Linked DNA regions of Homo sapiens: region 1 is linked to region 2. A link is a contact called in ENCODE Hi-C or POLR2A ChIA-PET data. All regions are on one chromosome and are shown on one strand. The core of a region is the stretch at or near the end of the contact, and the rest is flanking DNA. Distances in the headings are between cores, read along the strand shown.

Region 1 (4,645 bases), core at 1,804-4,303, 2.9 Mb after region 2:
CAGGCCAGGTTCCCTGGCCCACCCAACCAGACCTTAGGCGCGCCCACCGTGCATGCCCTCACCTGAGTCCTCTGTAACCTCTGACTCCTCTTTCACCTGCAGGCCCAGTGGTGATTCCTGCATAGTCCTAGGAGGTGTCTTGGGCCCAGGCTCTGGAGTTGGAGGCTCAGTTTCAGGTAGGGGCTGGAAACTGGAGGGCTCCATCTTCTCTGATAGGACCTCCTGGCCCTGCACCTGGACTGTGACCTGGGGAGGTGCCCCCACCATCAGAAGTCCTACCAGAGAGTAAGGCTGGCCGCAACCTGGGGTTTGTGGGTGCCCATCCCACTGTAGGATCCCAGGGGCCTGCCTTGTAAATACCTACTGACTAGGTCCTCCAAGGACCTACCTCCCCTAGGCCCTGAGCAAAGAATGAAGGGACCACCTGCAGTCCCTCCCCTGCTCTGACATCGTGGCCTTCCAGTACCTTCCCCATATTCCCCTAGCCTGCAGCTCCTATGTCCACGTGACTGCAGGTGATGCAGGAATGGGCTGGGGAGTCTGGCCCTGGAATCCCTCTGCCCTGGGCAGCCTTGCACAGGGTCTCTGTTGCAGGTGGCCACTTCTGTACCACAAGGGAGAACGTGTGTCTGGCAAAGCGTGGTGCTGCCCAGGGTGAGGCCGAGCTGGATGATGCTCCAGTCCTGAACCCCACTCGTGGACACTCACTCACCCATCTCCGGGGTCCGCCCGGCTCCCGGCGCAGCCCATCTACTAGGGCAGCAGCCTCCTCGGGGCTGCCTGGCCGCTGCCCCTGCACACGGGCCTGGATCTCAGGGGGCAGTGCGCCCAGGAACTGCTCCAGCACCAACAGCTCCAGCATCTGCTCCTTGGAGCGTACCTCTGGACGCAGCCACTGGCGACACAGCTCTCGGAGCTGGGCCAGGGCCTCTTGGGGCCCTGTGGCCTCCTCATAGCGGAAGCACCGGAAACGCAGGCGTGCAGCTTCAGGGCCTGGGTCCCATAAGGCAGCCTCACCCTCCTCCTCAGAGTCCTCTAGCTTCACCATGACAGGCCCCTCATCTTCTGGGGGTGCTCGGTCTGGGGAGCCCAGCACCGCAGGCCTCATAGAGGGTACCAGGTCAGGTATCTGAGGCCAGTGTCTGCCCCTGGTGAAGAAATAGGATGAGGCTGTTGCAAAAGGAGTACAGTGAATGCTTCACTGCCTAGTCTATGCTGTACCGTTTGATCCTCAGACCTACCCCATGTGGAAGGCAGATGAGGAAACAGGCAAAGAAAGGCCATCTACAACCCACAGACTTATGCAGCTGGAAGCCCTCCCTTAGCCACCTGTATCCCTGGTCTTCTCTCCGCTTGGGCCTGTGCAAAGTCTCTGACAGTCTCCCTGCTCCAAACACAGGCTTTTTTTTCTTTTCTTTGAGACATGCTGTCAGTCAGTTGCCCAGGCTGAAGTGCAGTGGCGAGATCATGCGTCACTGCAGACTTGACCTCCCGGGCTCCAGAGATCGGCCTCCCAAGTAGCTGAGACAACAGGTGTGTGCCACGACATCCGGCTAATTTCTTAATTTTTCTGTAGGGATGGGATCTTACTATGTTGCCTAGGCTGTTCTTGAACTCCTGGGCTCAAGCAGATGATCCTCTTACCTTGACCTCCCGAAGTGCTGGGACTTACAGGTTTGTTCCACCATGCCAGCCCACAGGCTGTTTTTTAGGACTAGAAGACACTTCTCTCCCCTGTATCCTTCCCTTCTTCTACATGTGCAACCTCATTCCTGCGCTACAGCTCTCTCTTTACCAGGTGGATGGCACCTATACACCTACAGCCTGGGCATCAGCATCACTGCTGGCGTCTCCCCCTACCCAACGCCAGCCCTTACTTCACCTTCTATTCTCTCATCTACTTCGATGTGGCTCCTCATTTGGGCCCCACCATCATTCCCCTCCCTGCTTGGAAGCCTCACTCCACCTAATCCTCCATGTCAACCTGTGCAGTCACTTGTATGGCTCAGCTCCCAGGCAGCACCCTCTCTCCCTACTCAGCCCCATCTTCTAAGCCCAACATCACACTACGCAATGCCCCATCTCAGCTTCCTGATTTAGCTGGGGTTGGAAGGGGATGGGGGAGCTTCGCAATGGGTGGGGGGGCGGCAAAGGCTCCAAGACTGCCGGAACAGGAGCCTGCAAGGAAGTCCCGAGACTCTGATTCCGCCCATCTTCAGATCACTGTGCCTTCGAGAACTTGTTTCCCCATTTGCAAGTGGGGCTGACCTCCCTCCTCGCGCTGTTCCTTCTGCAGCTGCGGCTTTAGGAAGGAATCTGCGTTTATGAAGGGGATGGCACCGCAGAATCATTCCCCCGTGGGTGGCATCGATTTCGAGGGCCGCCTCATCCTGGGGGCCAAGCCTCCACTCTTCAAGGTGCCAAGTCAACCTGAAACCCTGGGAGAGACTTGGGTCATAGCCAAGATGGCAGGTACCTACGGAGGGTCCCGAAATACACTTCCCAGAAGTCCAGGCGGCAACTTCCGCTCCAGGGTGCCAAGGTAGGTCCAGACGACGCCTAGGCAACCGGGGGCGGGGCTCCCAAAGCCTGTCGTCGTGGCAACGAGTAGTGATTGACAAGCCTCTCGCTCTAGCCCTGGGCGCTCCCGCAAGGACTGCCCGGATTCGTTCCCCGCGCTTCCGGTCTCACTGGGGAGCCGGAATCCCCGAGTCTGCAGCCACCGCCCCCGTCCACACGATAGCCCTCCCGGTTAAGAGGACCCCGCCCTCACCTCTGCGCTCAGCGGGCCGCTCCGCGCTCCTGAGCACGCGCAGTCTTCGACTTCCCCCTCCCGCTGGACTACGTCTCCCAGGATGCTCCGCGCACCAGCTCGAGCGCCTCCTTGCCCTTCCCCCACCCTCGTCCCCGTTTCTACACCCTCTCCTCCCTTCCCCTAGCGGTGGTCGCAATGATCAGGTCATACTCCTGGCCGCTTCTTCCCATGCTCCCCGCCTCGAATCCGTGCGTCGGCATGCGCAAGCCTCTCAGGTACAACAGACGGCAGCACCGCCTACCAGATCGCGCATGCCCCCCACCACGTTTTCCTCACTTCTCTACGGGCCTTCCTGAGATTAGCAGGATCCTGCACCAATCACGGCCGTCATTAGAACTCCGTCGGTGCCCCACCGCGTCTCCATGGCAACTCCCTACAGGAAGGGGCCTCTGCTACTTCCTAGACCGCAAAATGGAGAAAGGCTTGGCCCGATGCTTTCCGGCAGATGTAGTCAGCAGGCCCTTCGTGTGTACGTGCGCGCGCGGCGCGATGACGTTCCTCTGTGATCATGGGCGAGGGGCGGGCCCTGAACGTCTCCATGGTAACCTGGGGACACGACTCGACATCGCCTGGGTAACCCGGAGACGCGGCGGGCGTTGAAAATGCAATGGGGCATGTGGGATGAAGAGGTGGGGAAGGGTACTGGGGCAGAGAGATGCCGATCGATAGAAACAGCGAGGAGAGACGGAGAGAGACCAGAGACTCAAGGGCAAAGAGAGACGAAGGACCGGCGGGAGGAAGAGAGAGAGAGACAGAGAGACAGACTCACAGACTGGGAGGACCGGAGACTCGACGCGAGGAGAGACAGTGAAAATAAGTGAACAAACATAGAGACACGGGTCCAAGTTATAAGAGGGCTGAGTGGATCAGAGGGTCAGGGCCGGGCAAACAGGTGTCAGAACAGTTAGCAAGAGAGAGGCAGATCAGAAAGGGATGCAGATGAAAGAGACACAAAGAAGGAAACGCAGAATGGGTTCACAGAGACAAGAAATGCAGATATCCAGACTCAAGAGGTAGACAAGAAGGGAGAGGGACAGAAACAAGAAGGGAGAAAAGGGACAGAAATTAGAGATACAGTAAGATGGATTGACAGTTTTCGAAGACCTAGAGAAAGATGACAGCACGAAGAGAGACAGGGAGAATCCGAGGTAAAACTGTTAGGAAAACTTAGGAGTCCAGATGCTGTCCAGTTATATGCTACCCTGTACAGGTTGATAGGTTGCAAATGCTTTCTGTCCAGTGTATCGCTTTGTAGCTCACTAAGCAGTTTTGTATCCAACTTTGTGCTTTTATTTCAGTGTTTTTCTTTTTCTTTCTTTCTTTTTTTTTTTTTTTTTTTTGACGGAGTCTCGCTGTTGCCAGACTGGAGTGCAGTGGCACGATCTCGGCTCACTGCAACCTCCGTCTCCCAGGTTCAAGCGATTCTCCTGCCTCAGCCTCCCGAGTAGCTGGGACTGCAGGCTGCTCCACCACACCCGGCTGATTTTTGTATTTTTAGTAGAGATGGGGTTTTACCATGTTGGCCAGACTGGTCTTGACCTCCAGACCTCTGGTGATCCGCCCACCTCGGCCTCCCAAATTGCTGGAATTACAGGTGTGAGCCACCGCGGCCGGCCAGTGTTTATTCTTCCTTTCCTGTCTTCCTAGAATCATCTTGCTGCTTCCCTCAGTACGGTAAATAAATCTTTTGACACATGCTCACTGAGAGTCATGTTTTTAACTGTTTTGAAATTATATTTGGCAGTCTGAAGGGAACCTGTTCTCCGGGCTAGGGGACAAACAGGGAAAAAGAAAATAGTGGCCGGGCGCGGTGGCTCACGCCTGTAATCC
Region 2 (4,639 bases), core at 1,928-4,427:
AACCCGGGAGGCGGAGGTTGCAGTGAGCCAAGATTACGCCACTGCACTCCAGCCTGGGTGACAGAGCAAGACATGGTCTCAGAAAAAAAAAAAAAAAATTACTGCATTGTATTGTTTTATTCTTAAATTTTTTGTTACATGTCTTTTCAAATATACTTAAAAGTAGGGACTATGATAGTGATACGTTTTTATCATAGTATATGTGCTAATATTTTGGTGTTCCTTCATCTGGCTTCAAGTTACCAATATTTTGTCATTCTTAATTTTCATATTCAGCTTATTTCTCCCCCCTCCTTTTTCTTTGCTGGATTATTTTAAGGCTTATCAGGTTTATTTCACCTGAGATCCTTAAGTATATTTCTATTATTTCTCAATTAACATTTTGGGTCAGATAACTTCTCTGTGGGGGCCTTTGCTGTGCGTTGTAGGATATTGAGATGTATCCCCAGCCTCCACCCACCGGATGCAAGAGCACTACTCCCTGCTGAGACACCCAAAAGCATCTCCAAAGATTGCTCAGTGTTCCCTGGGGACACCCCCCCTCCTCCAGTTGACAACCACTGCTCTAACCAGATAACCTTAAAAAATTGTTTTGTTTTTTTAACAAAACCACAATAGCATGATTAGATTAGCGAAATTCCTTAGTGCCTATTCCATGTTCAAATTTTTCTATCTCAAGAATTTTTTTTTTTTTTTTTGAGACAGAGTCTCGCTGTTGCCCAGGCTGGAGTGCAGTGTGCCCGCCACCACACCTGGTTAATTTTTTTTGTATTTTTAATAGAGACAGGGTTTCACCGTGTTAGCCAGGATGGTCTCGATCTCCTGACTTTGTGAGCCGCCCGTCTTGGCCTCCCAAAGTACTGGGATTACAGGCGTGAGCCACCGCGCCCGGCCAATAATTTTTTTTTTTTTGAGACGGAGCCTCACTCTGTCACCCAGGCTGGAGTGCAGTGGCGCAATCTCGGCTCACTGCATCCTTCACCTCCCGAGTTAAAGAAGAGTAGCTGGGACAGGCACCCGCCATCATGTCTGGCTAATTTTTGTATTTTTGGTAGAGATGGGGTTTCGCTATGTTGGCCATGCTGGTCTTGAACTCCTGACCTCAGGTGATCCATCTGCCTCAGCCTCCCAAAGTACTGGGATTACAGGCGTGAGCCACTGTGCCCAGCCGAGGATATTTTTTATAGTTTGTTTCAGTAAGGATCCATATCAGGTCCCTGCCTTGAATTTGGTTACAAAGTTTGTGTAATTTATCCTTTGTACCTCACTCCCTCTTTTTTTTTTTTGCAAGCTCTTTTATTTGTAGAAGAAATAAGTTCATCTGCTATATAGAATTTTCAGTGTTCGTGTAGGCTCATTGTATCCTTCCCTCCCTCCATTTTCCTGTAAATTGGTTTAAGCAAGGTTAGAAGCTCGAATAGATCAAGGTTCAAGTTTTTAAATTTTATTCAACCTGGGTTTGAATCCTAATTTCTGAGCTTCCCTTAGTTCACTTATTGTTGGGAGAACATGGCTGTTGGGGTGGTTCTGGGAGCGCCCACCATGGTGGCTCGTGTGGAGTAGACACTCAGCACGAGGGACCCCTCCCCCGCGGTGAGCTCGTCTAGGCCTCCCGCCTGCGCTCTATGGCTCTGCTGAGTTTCTGGCATGTCTCTATTCTTTCTCCCTCTCCATGCCTATGGTGTGTTTATGCTCTTGTTTTTTGATCCTGGAGAATATTTGGGTGAACTCCACCAAACCTGCTTACTAAGGGTCCCTTTCTGACACCTGTGGCGAAGCCCCCTCCTCCCTGTCCCTTCCTGCCTTCAGTGCTGGGGTTGGGTGGACGCTGACTGGCTGTTGGGCGTGAGCCTTGTTCACAAACCTGCCTCTCCTTTCCCCACAGATCTTTGTGGAGTTCACCTCTGTGTTTGACTGCCAGAAAGCCATGCAGGGCCTGACGGGCCGCAAGTTCGCCAACAGAGTGGTTGTCACAAAATACTGTGACCCCGACTCTTATCACCGCCGGGACTTCTGGTAGAGGCGGCTGGGGGAGGGTGGGGGCAGGGCTGGCTGGGGGCTTCTCCCCACTCCCGCCCCCCCCTTATCCCCCTCTGAAGACGATGGGCAGAGGAGTGACAGCCGCAGACACACGACAGCCGGCAGCAACTGGAATGGCAGCAATTAAGGGTGGGGGGCGGGGGTTGGGGGGTTGGGGGGTTAGGGCAGGGAGGGGACTGGGGAAGTGCGCACACAGCCCACACAGACAACACGCACCCACACAGACACAGAGGGAAGGGGTTGGGATGGGGACAGGGTGCACAGCAGGGCGGGGTAGGACCCCAGCCCCTCCCAAAACAGCCTCTCCTTCTCCCATAGACCCCTTTCTTCTCCCCTTCCCCACGGTAGGAACATAGCGTGTTTATATTTTATGGCCAAACTATTTTGAATTTTGTTGTCCGGCCCTCAGTGCCCTGCCCTCTCCCTTACCAGGACCACAGCTCTGTTCCTTCGGCCTCTGGTCCTCTCTGGTCCCCTCCTGGGTTTCTTACGTAGTTGATTTTTCCTCTTTAGTCTCCCCCGACCTGCGCCCAGCCCCGTGGCCCCTGCCCCTCTCCTACTCTCTGTGGCAGTTTCATATTTGCTAAGACGAATTTGCTCATTAAACATTTTGTTGTATTTTACTTTATGGAGCGGCTGTGTGTCCAGTATGTCCGACCCTCTTCCTCGGTTCTGGGCTCGGGTGGGGGTTCCCTTGGCAAACTGCGGGCCCCTGGCTGGGACGCCCCTGCTGCCGGCGCCGGCAGCCTCGAGGCCTTCCCTGCTTGCGCGGTGCCCTTCTCGGGGTCGGCACAGGCACAGCCCCGGGGGACGTGAGGTTCCCGAGTGCTCTCCCACCCCGCCGACAGGAGGGATGGTGGCCGAGCGGGCCGGGGCGGGCGTGGCGTGGGTGTGCCAGGAGCTCCGCGGTTGCCGCCAAGCGAGCTGGAGCTGACTCTCGGCGTTCCGTGAGCACCGCGCGGATCCCCCGCTGCAGCGGGCGGAAGTGACGTAGAGGCGCCTAGCAACGGGGCCCAGCGCGCCGGAAGTGATGCCTTCCAGGTTGGCTTGGCTGCGGAAGCGACTCCTGCCAGGGCGGGGTGCGGCACGGGAGGGCGGGGAGCGCGGCAATTTCCGCTTCCGGTCCGTCGCCTCCTTCTGTTGCTTCCCGTCTCCTCGGCGGCTCCCCTCCCCCGCCCGGCTCTCCGCGCCCCTTCTGGGCGGCGGGGCGGCGGAGCCGTCGGCGTGCGGCCCTCCTTGCGTTCGTGCGTGCGCCCGTGGCCCGGCGCACGTCCCGCGACACCGAGGCCGAGCGGGGCAGGGGGCTGACCGCCATGACCCCCCAGAGCCCGGCGTGAGGGGGCCGAGGTGAGCGCGGGGCGGAGCGCGGGGGACGCTGGCCCGCCTGCTCCGGGTGTTCGGGCCTGGGCCGCGGCGCGCGCGGGCTCGCGTCTGGCCAGTTCTGGGTGTCTCTGGCGGCCTTTGTGTCTCTGCTCCTGTGTCGGCCTTGACTGCCCCCGTGTCGGTTGTCTGTGTCTGTCTCTCTCGTGTCTGTGTGTCTGTCAGCGTCTGTTTCCTGTGGGCCTCTGCCTGTGCCTGTTTCAGTGAACTTAGAAAAGGGTTTGGAGATAGGAGTGTGTTTGTGTGTCTGTCCCGGGTCTCTCTCTCCTCTGTCTGTCGTGTCTGTGTCTGTCAGGATTTGTTCGTGTCTCGTTGAGTTTCCGAGTCTTCTTTTCCCTAGGTGTCTCTAGCCCTTCCCTGCGGGCTTTTCTGCCTATGGTGCAAATCTTACCCCCGCCCCGTCTTCGCATCTGAGTTTTGCCCCCATACCTATCACCTCCAATCCTGAAGTTTCTTTCCAGGAGTCTGTTAACTTGATCTAGAATCTGCCCCTTTTCCCCAGTTTTCTGAGTCTCTGGTGTGATGGTGAAGAGCCCCAGCCTTGGATTCAGAAGCCCGGCTGCCTGCTAAGCTGTGTAATTGCCAGGTGATAGTCTCTGTGTCAAAACCTCAGTTTCCTAGTCGTAGGAAATCCATAGTTCGTAGGCATTCGTAGTTCCTACATCATAGGGTCCTTGTGCATGTAAGTTGAGGTGATGCTTGTAAAGTGCCTGACGGTATCTGACACATAGCAAGTGTGTAATTACTGGGAGCTCTGGTTTTTATTATTACAGTGCTTAGAGATTTTTACACAGTAAGTGTTAGATATCGGTCGGTTATTGGAGTACTCCTTGGAGAACTTTGCCATATCCTTTGTATTCTTTTTAATGTAAGAATTCTCTTTGAATCAATTTAATTTGAAATACAGTCTCATTCTAAGCAGTATCTGAGAAATCTCAGCTTTGATGTGCTAGTTGGGTAATTTTTTCTAATGCACGCCAAATAAGTACAGAGTATTAAGATAGTGCCTTTTCTGCCGCCACCCTTTTGGAAATGTTCTCTGTTTTTTCTCTGATAATAATAGCAGCCAGTGTTATTGAGCGCCTACTATCTGTGGGGCACAGAGCCAAGCACTGCATGTACCCATCTTATTTAATCAACAGGCCTACCAGGTAGGAATTCTTTCATTTCAGAGTTGAGCAAACTGTGTCTCAAGGAGGTGTGCGCTGCAGGTAGCTGA

What was found. Hi-C counts contacts between places; a loop is a spot of excess contacts on that map. ChIA-PET counts read pairs that join two places held with the same protein, here RNA polymerase II (POLR2A). Pooled maps may share reads with other maps.
Region 1: a pooled map shows a loop between it and region 2 (14-fold over the local background). The contact joins the promoter of MZF1 here to the promoter of EPN1 in region 2. A Hi-C loop is called at or near these places in 6 of 50 pooled maps. POLR2A ChIA-PET finds 5 or more read pairs at or near these places in 2 of 52 experiments (H1 and Panc1).

The regions. Positions count from the first base shown.
Region 1 is chr19:58,570,282-58,574,926 of GRCh38, forward strand. MZF1 (myeloid zinc finger 1) reads right to left here and starts at 3,054. Exons shown (of 6, transcript NM_198055.2): 1 at 2,774-3,054; 2 at 713-1,148; 3 at 63-246. The coding sequence starts at 1,108. MZF1-AS1 (MZF1 antisense RNA 1) reads left to right here. Exons shown (of 6, transcript NR_027334.2): 3 at 103-176; 4 at 1,577-1,674; 5 at 2,297-2,542; 6 at 2,636-4,516. RefSeq lists enhancers at 1,759-2,620, 2,621-3,480, 2,849-2,938, 2,999-3,428.
Region 2 is chr19:55,672,049-55,676,687 of GRCh38, forward strand. It overlaps EPN1 (epsin 1), which reads left to right and starts at 3,178. Exons shown (of 11, transcript NM_001130072.2): 1 at 3,178-3,387. U2AF2 (U2 small nuclear RNA auxiliary factor 2) reads left to right here. Exons shown (of 12, transcript NM_007279.3): 12 at 1,886-2,668. The coding sequence ends at 2,020. RefSeq lists silencers at 2,740-2,959, 3,130-3,459.